Linked DNA regions of Homo sapiens: region 2 is linked to region 1. Evidence: read pairs that join two places in POLR2A ChIA-PET (ENCODE). Cell type or tissue: PC-9. All regions are shown on one strand. Links, peaks and the distances in the headings refer to the core of each region. The heading gives the core; the rest is flanking DNA.

Region 1 (5,378 bases), core at 127-5,126:
TCTGAGAGCTTACCCACAATCCCCAGTTGCTGTGAGAGAGGAATGGACAAAACAAGTCCAGCACGTCACTCATTTCGTCACTCGACGCTCCTGGGAGACCCTAGGAGCTCCACTTTGGTTCCTACTTCTGACACCAAATTGTTCTTTGCTTAATTAATGTTTAATTGGTCTAAAGTTAAATGAAAAACTGTAGACAAATTAAACAGATTAATTAAGCAAAGAACAATTTCTGAATCATTCAGTCCCCCAAACCAGAAAAGGTTCTGTGGCTGGGCGCAGTGGCTCACACGTTTGGGAGGCTGAGATGGGAGGATCACTCGAGCCCAGGAGTTCAAGACCAGCCTGGGCAACATAGCAACATCCCATCTCTTAAAAAAAAAAAAAAAAAAAAAAAAAAAGAAAGAAAGAAAAACAGGATAGGTTCTGAGAGTTTCCAGTGCTGCCGCATGGTCAGAGAGAATTTATGGACAGAAAAAGCAAAGTGAGGTAAAGTAACAGCTGGATTGCGTACAGCTTTGCATTTGCCTTATTTGAACACAGTTTGAACAGTTGGCCATATTTGATTGGCCAAAACTCAGTCATTTGGTATGAGGGTAGGATGTAGTCTGTTTACATACCCAGTTAGGTTATAGTTCACTATGTACAGAGAAACATTTAGGCTGAACTTAAAATATGTAAGGAAGCAGATTTAGGCTAAACTTAATTTTAACAGCTTGCTTATCTATTTCAGTATCTAGAATTCCACAATGCCTTTTTTTTTTTTTTTTTTTTTTTTTTTTTTTTTTTTTTTTTTTTGAGAGTCTCTCGCCCTGTTGCCCAGGCAGGAGTGCAGTGGTGAGATCTCAGCTCACCACAACCTCTGCCTCCTGGGCTCAAGCAATTCTCCTGCTTCAGCTTCCCACGTAGCTGGGATTACAGGTGTGCACCACCACACCTGGCTAATTTTTTTATGTTTAGTAGAGACAGGGTTTCATCATGTTGGCCAGACTGGTCTCAAACTCCTGACCTCAAGTGATCCACCTGCCTCGGCCTCCCAGAGTGCTGGGGTAACAGGCATGAGCCACTGCGCCTGGACCCACAGTGCATTTTTAACGGACCTGAGTTATTATAAAGGGCTTTGCTGTACTGAGCCGTGGCTGTCACACCATCATCTGTTTCTTTGATTCCTCTGTTCCTCATTCATGCATCCTGTACTACACTAGGCAAGACAGATAAAGAGCACAGATCCCCAGGCTTCAGCAGCCTGTGCTTTCAAACAAGGCAATACAGCATCTTCAGTATGAGTGCAGGTTCTGGAGCCAAAGTCTGGTTTTACTACCCACATTTAATCTCACTATTAAATGAAATTTATGGGAAGCCATTATTTTGGACTGAGCTTCTGCAATGGGCCCCAACAGAAAAGATCAAACCAAAATGAAGTTATTGATGCTAAAGTTATTTGTCACCAAACCAAACAACTAAACTGGTTTTCTGATCTTCGGAGAAGTCAGGAGAGAAAGATGACAGCCAAATCCCTAAACTGGCCAGTTTTGGTCTACATAATAAGGAAATTCCCTATGCTTTAGTCTTTATAAGAAAAGTAACCTGAAGGTAACTGATCTGCTTTTTGTATTATGCTATTTCCTTGTTTTTGCTCAAACTATCTTATAAAAACTGATCTGTCATGCCCAATGGAACATGAAATCTTTAGAGGAGACACTGCCCAATTTATGGTTCACTAATAAAAGCCAATTAGATCTTTTTTTTTTTTTTTTTTTTTGAGATGGAGTCTGGCTCTGTCACCCAGGCTGGAATGCAGTGGCGCAATCTCGGCTTGCTGCAAGCTCTGCCTCCGGGGTTCGCGCCATTCTCCTGCCTCAGCCTCCCAAGTAGCTGGGACTACAGGCGCCCGCCACTACGCCCAGCTAATTTTTTATATTTTTAGTAGAGACGGGGTTTCACCGTGTTAGCCAGGATGGTCTCGATCTCCTGACCTCGTGATCCACCCGCCTCGGCCTCCCAAAGTGCTGGGATTACAGGCGTGAGCCACCGTGCCTGGCCTCTTTTTTTTTTTTTTAAGACAGTCTTGCTGTGTCACCCAGGCTGAAGTGCAGTGGCACAATCTTGGCTCACTGCAAGCTTCACCTCCCAGGCTTAAGTGATTCTCCTGACTCGGCCTCCCGAGTAGCTGGGACTACAGGCATATACCACCACCCCTGGCTAATTTTTGTATTTTTAGTAGAGACAGGGTTTCACTATGTTGGCCAGGCTGGTCTCAAACTCCTGTTCTCAAGTGATCTGCCTGCCGTGACCTCCCAAGTGCTAGGATTACAGGCATGAACCACTGCGCCTGGCCACATCTTTAAACTAAATTTGTTGAAATTTTGTTTTTTAATGTCACTAAACTGTAAGAAAGAGAAAACCAGGAGCTGGCCTGTCAGTCACTGCCAGGCCTTGGTGTTCTGTGGAACATACATGTTTTCACAGAATAACAACATTGGACAAGACTGCTGTAAGACCACAATGGAACAAGACAAAAGCAAGTCTATTCCCCAATCATGTCTGAGCACAAACAAAACCAAGAACATGTCTAAACCTCAAAAGGACCAAACATACCCTTAGGCTGGCTGATATGAGTCACAAGCTGTCTTTACCAATTATAGGTATATCTCTACTCTAGATTTCCTGCCTTCTAGCAAAAACATTATTAAGATTCCACGTCATAGTACTCGTACCTTTGCTTCCTGACGACACTCAATCCAGAGCAAAGCTCTGCTTCCCTGAACCCTCTCCAAAATGATCTTACAGAAGCCATATTTGCCATTTTTAATTAATTAATTTATTTATTTATTTATTATTTATGAGACAGAGTTTCACTCTGTGGCGCAGGCTGGAGTACAGTGGCACGATCTCGGCTCACTGCATCCTCTGCCTCCAGGTTCAAGTGATTCGTCTGCCTCAGCCTCCTGAGTAGCTGGGATTACAGGCACCTGCCACCACATCCGGCTAATTTTTGTACTTTTAGTAGAGACAGGGATTCACCATGTTGGCCAGGTTGGTCTCGAACTCCCGACCTCAGGTGATGCCCCCACCTCAGCCTCCCAAAGTTCTGGGATTACAGGTGTGAGCCACCATGCCTGGTCAGTATTTGCCATTTTTAATACCTGTATTTTGCTGGGATATGCCTCACACCAGCTAACCCAGGATGTGCATGTTTCTGGAAGTCCTTGAGAAGAACCTTCGATGTGCTATAATCCTAAGGGTAACTTGCCTGCATTGCTCCCTAGTGGTCTGAGGTTTCAGCTGAGATAGTGAGGGTGGAGAGGGGCGGGTGTGATAGTGATGGAAACACACCCCATGTAGATCAGAGGCAGCAGAAGAGGGCAGGGAGAAAGTTGAGACCTGGCTTTGCTGTATACTACTTTGTAAGGCCCTGACCAAGGCTGGTGATCTCTCTGAACCTTGTAGTTCTTCCTCTAAAATGGAGCTTCCTTCTTCAGGGGACTGGTAAGAATTAAAAGCACAAAGTACATAAAAAGCTTTGTAGAACTGGACTCTTTTTCCTGGATCCTGGTACCAAGGCAGGATCATGACTTTCCCAGGACCCTTAGCAAAATGTCCTATTTAACTTTTTTTTAAAATGTAAACCGATTTTTAGGTAGGGTGTGCTGTCTCATGCCTATAATCCAAGCATTTTGGGAGGCCAAGGCGGGAGGCTCACTTGAGGTCAGGAGTTCAAGACTAGCCTGGGCAATATGGCGAGATCCTGTCTATAAAAAATGAAAAAATCAGCCAAGTGTGGTGATATGTGCCTGTAGTCCCAGCTACTCAAGAGGCTGAGGTGGGAGGATCGCTTGAGTCTGGATGTTTGAGGCTGCAGTGAGCCATGGTTGTGCCTATGGGCTCCAGCCTAGGTGACAGAGTGAGATCCTTTCTCAAGAAAACAAACAAACAGATAAAAAACACACACACACACAGCTGCTACTCTGGTTGAAGTAGGGGAATTACTTGGAATTCTCCCTCCAGGGACCACCACCCCCTTACATGCATCCTTTTTTTCTTTTATGTCCCTGGGGACATAGCCCAAAAGTTCCTGGTTTATACATTGTGCTATTCAAAATGCTGCAGTCTCCCACAAATGAAATCTAATTCCGTACACGTCATTAGGTCTCATAGATCCAATCCTGTTATGTAAAAGTTGAGGGAGTTACACAGTCCTTTTATGAAACAAGAATTTGTCAAATCAAATGTTGCTTCAGTCTTTGCAGTGGCCCTGGCTGCCACGAGATTCACCCTGCAGTACAAAGTGCTCCAGAAAACCACTTACATGAGCTGAGCCTCCTGAGCTGCCACGAGCTTCTGGGGCACACACTTCAGAAACATCCTCATGTGCTTTGCACTCACCCCCTGCTTCTGTTGTTTTGGTGATTGCTGCACATACATTCCAAAAAGAATCACTTACATGTGTTACAGGAAAGGGGTCCTGATCCAGACCCCCAAGAGAGGGTTCTTGGATCTCATGCAAGAAAGAATTCAGGGCGAGTCCACAGAGTAAAGTAAAAGCAAGTTTATTAAGAAAGTAAAGGAATAAAAGAATGACTACTCCAGGCCGGGTGCGGTGGCTCACGCCTATAATCCCAGCACTTTGGGAGGCTGAGGCGGGCGGATCACCTGAAGTCAGGAGTTCGAGACCAGCCTGGCCAACATGACAAAACCCTGTCTCAACTAAAAGTACAAAAATTAGCCGGGCGTGGTGGTGGGCATCTGTAATCCCAGCTACTCGGGAGGCTGAGGCAGGAGAATCATTCGAACCCGGCAGGCAGAGGTTGCAGTGAGCTGAGATTGCGCCACTGCACCCCAGCCTGGGCAACAGAGCAAGATTGTCTCAAAAAAAAAAAACAACAACAACAACAAAAAACTGACCCTACTAAGGGCTGCTGCTTGCCCATTTTTATGGTTATTTCTTGATGATATGCTAAACAAGGGTTGGATTATTCATGCCTCCCCTTTTTAGACCATATAGTGTAACTTCCTGACGTTTCCATGACATTTGTAAACTGTCATGGTGCTGGTGGGAGTGTGGCAGTGAGGCATACCAGAGGTCACTCTTGTCGCCATCTTGGTTTTGGTGGGATTTTGCCGGCTTTTTTACTGCAACCTGTTTTATCAGCAAGGTCTTTATGATCTGTATCATGGGCTGACATCCTATCTCACCTTGTGACTTAGAATGCCTTAACAGTCTGGGAATACAGCCCAGTAGGTCTCAGTGGCATTTTACCCAGCCCCTACTCAAGATGGAGTTGCTCTGGTTCAACTCCATTGGACGAGATTTACCTCCATTGGATTTACCTCTCCAAGTTGCCACCTGTAACCCTAGGATCAGTATTATGACATTTACA
Region 2 (5,378 bases), core at 174-5,173, 61 kb after region 1:
TTATCCTCAGTCTGTTCCTCTATAAAAGATGAGAGATGTTCACTGACTTTGTGCAGTGAGAAGGCAGCAAGTACTCACGGCTGGTGCTGTGGGACCTCACAGCTTCTAAGGAGAGGGGCTGGGAGGGCCTTTGCCATCAGATCTGCCAAGCACCTAATGCTTGCCTGTGGTGAAGGCAAGATGGACCAAGGGCCTTGGAGAAAAGGGCTCCCAGGCTTCTGAACTTTGAGGCCTCAGCACTTTCTGCATTATCGTCAAACTCTTTGGAAAGAAACCAAATCATTAAAAAGTAGAAAGAAATCTGCCTCTTGTCTGCCCTACTGCCCCTTTACCCCCACTCTGTCCCCAAATGATATTATTGCACCTTGACCTGGGAGCGCAGAGAGGGGAGGGAGTTGGCAGAGACTTCTGGTGCCCTCTGCCCTCCTAGCAACAGATGCCACTTATATTTTGGCCCCTGGCAGCCTCGCCCAGCCCCTGATCAGCCCAGGCCTAGGGCAGTTAGGACCTTTCTGTTTATTTTCTGAAGCAGAGAGAATGATCTCAGAGTTTGCAAATGAAGCCTTTTTTGCACTTTCATTCACATGCACTTTGGTGGGGTTACATTTTTGTACTTGCCTCTTGTGTGTGCACATGTGTGTATGTGTTCTTTAAGAGAATCTTCTGGCTTAAGCTAAGGTGACTCTTGAAGGAGAAAAAGTTACAAACAAAATGTGGTGTGATCTGTCAGTGTATCAAAACAACATAAATAAACTTGAACAACTGATACGCAGCCAGAGTCTGTTTCTATTTTCATGATAAAACATCCAGAGAACACAAAATGGTTATCAGTAGTGGCACTACTGAAGAGACTAAAGTGTTCTCTTTGTTGTTAGTTAGGGGTCCTTATAGTTTTTAAGGAAAGAAACAAAGGATAAGGATAAATGGGTATCTGTCTGCACTGAAAGTGTAAACAGTGGGAACTCCCAGAGATCGGTGTGTAAAAGGGCCTGATCCTTAACATTTGATAAATGGTCAAGGGCAGAAAATTCAATGAAACCTGTAATTTTTAAAATAATAATATCAGCTGGGCACAGTGGCTCACACCTGTAATCCTAGCCACTTTGGAGGGCCAAGGAGGGAGGATCACATGAGGCCAGGAGTTCAAGACCATCCTGGGTAACGTAGCTAGATCCTGTCTCTATAAAAAAAAAAAAAAAAAAGTATTTTTTATGGTGGCATATGCCTGTAGTCCCGGTTACTTAGGAGGCTGAGGCGGGAGGATCACCTGAGCCCAGGAGTTCGAGGCTGCAGTGAGCTGTGATTGCAACACTGTGCTCTATCCCAGTGCTCAAATAAAAAATGAAAACATCAAACTTTCAGATGGGGAAATGTCAACCTGAACAGTTAGATTTTGTTAAGCTTCCCAGAGACTACAAGCAGGTGGGAAGGTGGCACCTTTCCCACCTTAAAGTGTTTGATCACTTTAACTGCTTTCTCGTCAATATCCTTAATTTCTTTGCCCTGCTGCTGTTCCAGATCACTTGTCTAGAAGCTCCAACCATGGAGCTGTCCGAGAGCGCATCCTCTCCACACCACAACTGGGAACCTACCTGACCGAGATTGGTGCCATGATAGACTGGTAGACCCTGGCTTCAATGTGAACTGAACCCTCAGGGCTACCCAGGAAGCACGTAGGGTCTGGGGGCTTTAGCTCTGACTTCCCTTTTCATGCTTCTCAAACCTCCTACCCCATTGTCTTGACAGATATCCTTACCATCCATGTCACAGAGAAAGTGGAAGTCATAGGAAGAAACACCTTCACCTTCCTGCCGTCTCATCTGCATGTCTCCTCCCACCCCCATTCATTCTGTTTCTTTCCTATTACAGTGGAAGACTTGATGCTTCCAACTTGTCAGAAGCTAATCTTCTACTAGCCATAGCTGCAATAAAAGGAAAAGAAACATTAAGAGACAGGAAGAGGCTTTTGGACATTTAAAATGGGATTATGGAGATAAAAATTCAACACAAGGGTCAAAAGATAAAGTTGAGGACATTTCCCAGTAGGCAGAATAAAAAGAAAAAGAGAGGCCGGGCCTGGTGGCTCATGCCTGTAATCCCAGCACTTTGGGAGGCCAAGGCAGGCAGATCACGAGGTCAGGAGTCTGAGACCAGACTGACCAACGTGGTGAAACCCCGTCTCTACCAAAAATACAAAAATTAGCCAGACATGGTGGTGCGCTCCTGTAATCCCAGCTACTCAGGAGGCTGAGGCAGGAGAATTGCTTGAACCCGGGAGGCAGAGGTTGCAGTGAGCCGAGATTGCACCACTGTACTCCAGCCTGGGTGGCAGAGTGAGACTTCACATCAAAAAAAAAAAAAAAAAAGAAAAGAAAAAAAAAGAAAAGATGAGAAATGGGAAAGAAGAAAATATCAGAGGACTAGTTGGAGGCCCAAATATATGATTAATAGAAATTCTAATAAGAGAGAACCGAGAAAACAAATTATATCAAAAACAAACAACAAACTTGTATACTGAAAACAATAAAACATTGCTGAAAGAAATTCAAGAACACCTAACTAAATGGAAAGAGATCTGTGTTCATGGCTAGGAAGACTTAATATTGTTAAGATGTCAATATTACCCAAAGATATTTACATATTCAATGCAATCCCTATCAAAATCTCAGCTGATTATTTTTTTCTTGCAGAAATGGAAAGACAGATCCTTAAATTCCTATGGAATTGCATGAGGCCTCAGATAGCCCAAACAATCTTAATAAAGTATAACAAAGTTGAAGAACAAACCGATTTCTTTCTTTCTTTCTTTTCTTTTTCTTTTTCTTTTTTTTTTTTACAGAGTTTTGCTCTCGTTGCCCAGGCTGGAATGCAAAGCCACAATAATCAAAACAGTGTGTTACTGGCATAAGGACAAATAGACCAATAGGATGGAATTCAGAGTCTAAAAACAAGTCCATATGTCCATAACCAATTGAAATTTTTTTTTTTTTTTTTTTGAGACAGAGTCTCGCCCTGTTGCCCAGGCTGGAGTGCAGTGGCGCGATCTTGGCTCACTGCAAGCTCCGCCTCCCGGGTTCACGCCATTCTCCTGCCTCAGCCTCTTGAGTAGCTGGGACTACAGGTGCCCGCCACCATGCCCGGCTAATTTTTTGTATTTTTAATAGAGGCGAGGTTTCACCGTGTTAGCCAGGATGGTCTCGATCTCCTGACCTCGTGACCCACCCGCCTTGGCCTCCCAAAGTGCTGGGATTACAGGCGTGAGCCACCACGCCCGGCCTAACCAATTGATTTTCAGTAAGAATGCCAAGTCCATTAAATGGGGAAAGTACAGTTTCTTCAACAAATGGGTCTGGGGTAACTGGATTTATACTTGTAAAAGAATGAAATTGGATACCTACCTCACCCCATATTCAAGAATTAACTCAAAATGGATTGATGACCTAAATATAAGAACTAAAACTATAAAACCCTAAGAAGAAAACATAAAGGTATATCTTCATGACCTTGGAATTGGCAATGAATTCTTAGCTATGGCACCAAAAGCATAAGCAACAAAAGAGAAAATAGATAAATTGAACTTCATGGCTGGGCACGGTGGCTCATGCTTGTAATCCCAGCACTTTGGGAGGCCGAGGTGGGCAGATCATAAGTCAAGAGATCGAGACCATCCTGGCCAACATTGTGAAACCCCGTCTGTACTAAAAATACAGAAATTAGCTGGGCGTGGTGGCACACGCCTGTAGTCCCAGCTACTCGGGAGGCTGAGGCAGGAGAATCGCTTGAACCCGGGAGGCGGAGGTTGCAGTGAGCCGAGATCTCGCCACTGCATTCCAGCCTGGGCAGCGGTGCAAGACTCTGTCTCAAAAAAAAAAAAAATTGAATTTCATAAAAATTTAAAGACTTTTGTGCATCAAAGGACATTATCAAAAAAGTGAAAAGCACCTACAGGATGGAAGAAAACATTTGCAAATTTTACAAGGGTTTAACATGTGGAATATATAAAGAACTCCTAAAACTAAGCAACAAAAAGCCCAGTTAAAAGATGGGCAAACAACTTAAATAGATATTTCTCCAAAAAAATACATACAAATGGCCAGTGAGCCCATGAAGAGTTGCTCAACATCATTAGACATTAGGGAAATGCAAATTAAAGCCACAATGAGATATCACTTTCTACCCATTATGATGGTTATAATTTTTTTAAAAAGGAAAGTAAAACGGTGAGGCTGTGGAGAAATTGGAACCCCTGTACATTGCTAGTGGAGACATAAAATGGTGCAGCTGCTATGGAAGAGAGTTTGGCATTCAAAGCGTGATGTAGGCTGAAAAAAAGAGTTTGGCAGTTCCTTCAAAAGCTAAGCATAGAACTATCACATGATTCAGCAATTCCACTCCTGGTATATACCCAAAAGATTTGAAAACATACTTGAATGCCTATGCTCATTGCAGCATTATTCACAGCAGCCGAAAGATGCAAACAACCCATGTCATCATCAACAGAAAACAAAATGTGGTCTATCCATTCAGTGGAATCTTAATTCAGTCAAAAAAGAATAAAGTTCTGATACTTGCTACAACTGGATGAACCTTGAAAACATGCTAAGTGAAATAAATGAGGCCGGGCGCGGTGGCTCATGCCTGTAATCCCAGCACTTTGGGAGGCCGAGGTGGGCGGATCATGAGGTCAGGAGTTTGAGACCAGCCTGGCCAACATAGTGAAACCCTGTCTCTACTAAAAATACAAAAAATTAGTTGGGAGTGGTGGCAGGCGCCTGTAATCCCAGCTACTTAGGAGGCTGAGGCAGGAAAATCACTTGAACCCGGGAGGGGGAGGGTGCAGTGAGCCGAGATCGCACCACTGCACTCCAGCCTAAGCGACAGTGCAAGACTCCGTCTCAAAAAAATGAAAAACAGACACGAAAGAACAAATATTCCACACATATGAAATATCCAAAATAGGCAAATTCATAGAGATGGAAAGCAGATTAGAGGTTACCAGGGACTGTGAGGAAGGGGAAATGTGGAGTCATTGCTTAATAATTACAGAGTTTCTCTTTGGGGTGATAAAAACAGATTTTTTATTAATTAAATAGATAATGATGATGTTTATACAACATCATGAATATACTTAATGACACTGAATTGCACACTCAAAAAATGGTTACAATGGCAAATTTTATATTTACCACAATAAATTTCCCTTTAAAAGAGGAAGACATAGGATCCAGGAAGCAAGACACACCAAGGAAAGAGACAAAGGGGATTTGCAGGCCAGTCACCGGTGGCTCACGCCTGTAATCCCAGCACTTTGGGAGGCTGAGGCAGGTGGATCTCTTGAGGCCAGGAGTTTGAGACCAGCCTGGCCAACATTGCAAAAC

What was found. ChIA-PET counts read pairs that join two places held together with the same protein. Peaks named below come from ENCODE experiments on the same cell type or tissue, not always from the same donor. Only the 100,000 strongest peaks of a DNase experiment are listed, where the experiment ranks them.
Region 2: POLR2A ChIA-PET joins it to region 1 with 6 read pairs; 3 of 35 experiments call an interaction of 5 or more read pairs at or near these places.

Annotation. Positions count from the first base shown.
Region 1 is chr20:43,489,675-43,495,052 of GRCh38, forward strand. No RefSeq gene overlaps it. Among named protein-coding and RNA genes, the nearest start is that of L3MBTL1, 15 kb to the right of the region's middle. In PC-9, for the core only: no CTCF peak of the experiment used is centred there; a DNase peak (open chromatin) is centred at 2,617.
Region 2 is chr20:43,550,183-43,555,560 of GRCh38, forward strand. It overlaps a transcript of L3MBTL1 not described here. Among named protein-coding and RNA genes, the nearest start is that of SGK2, 6.2 kb to the right of the region's middle. In PC-9, for the core only: no CTCF peak of the experiment used is centred there; no DNase peak of the experiment used is centred there.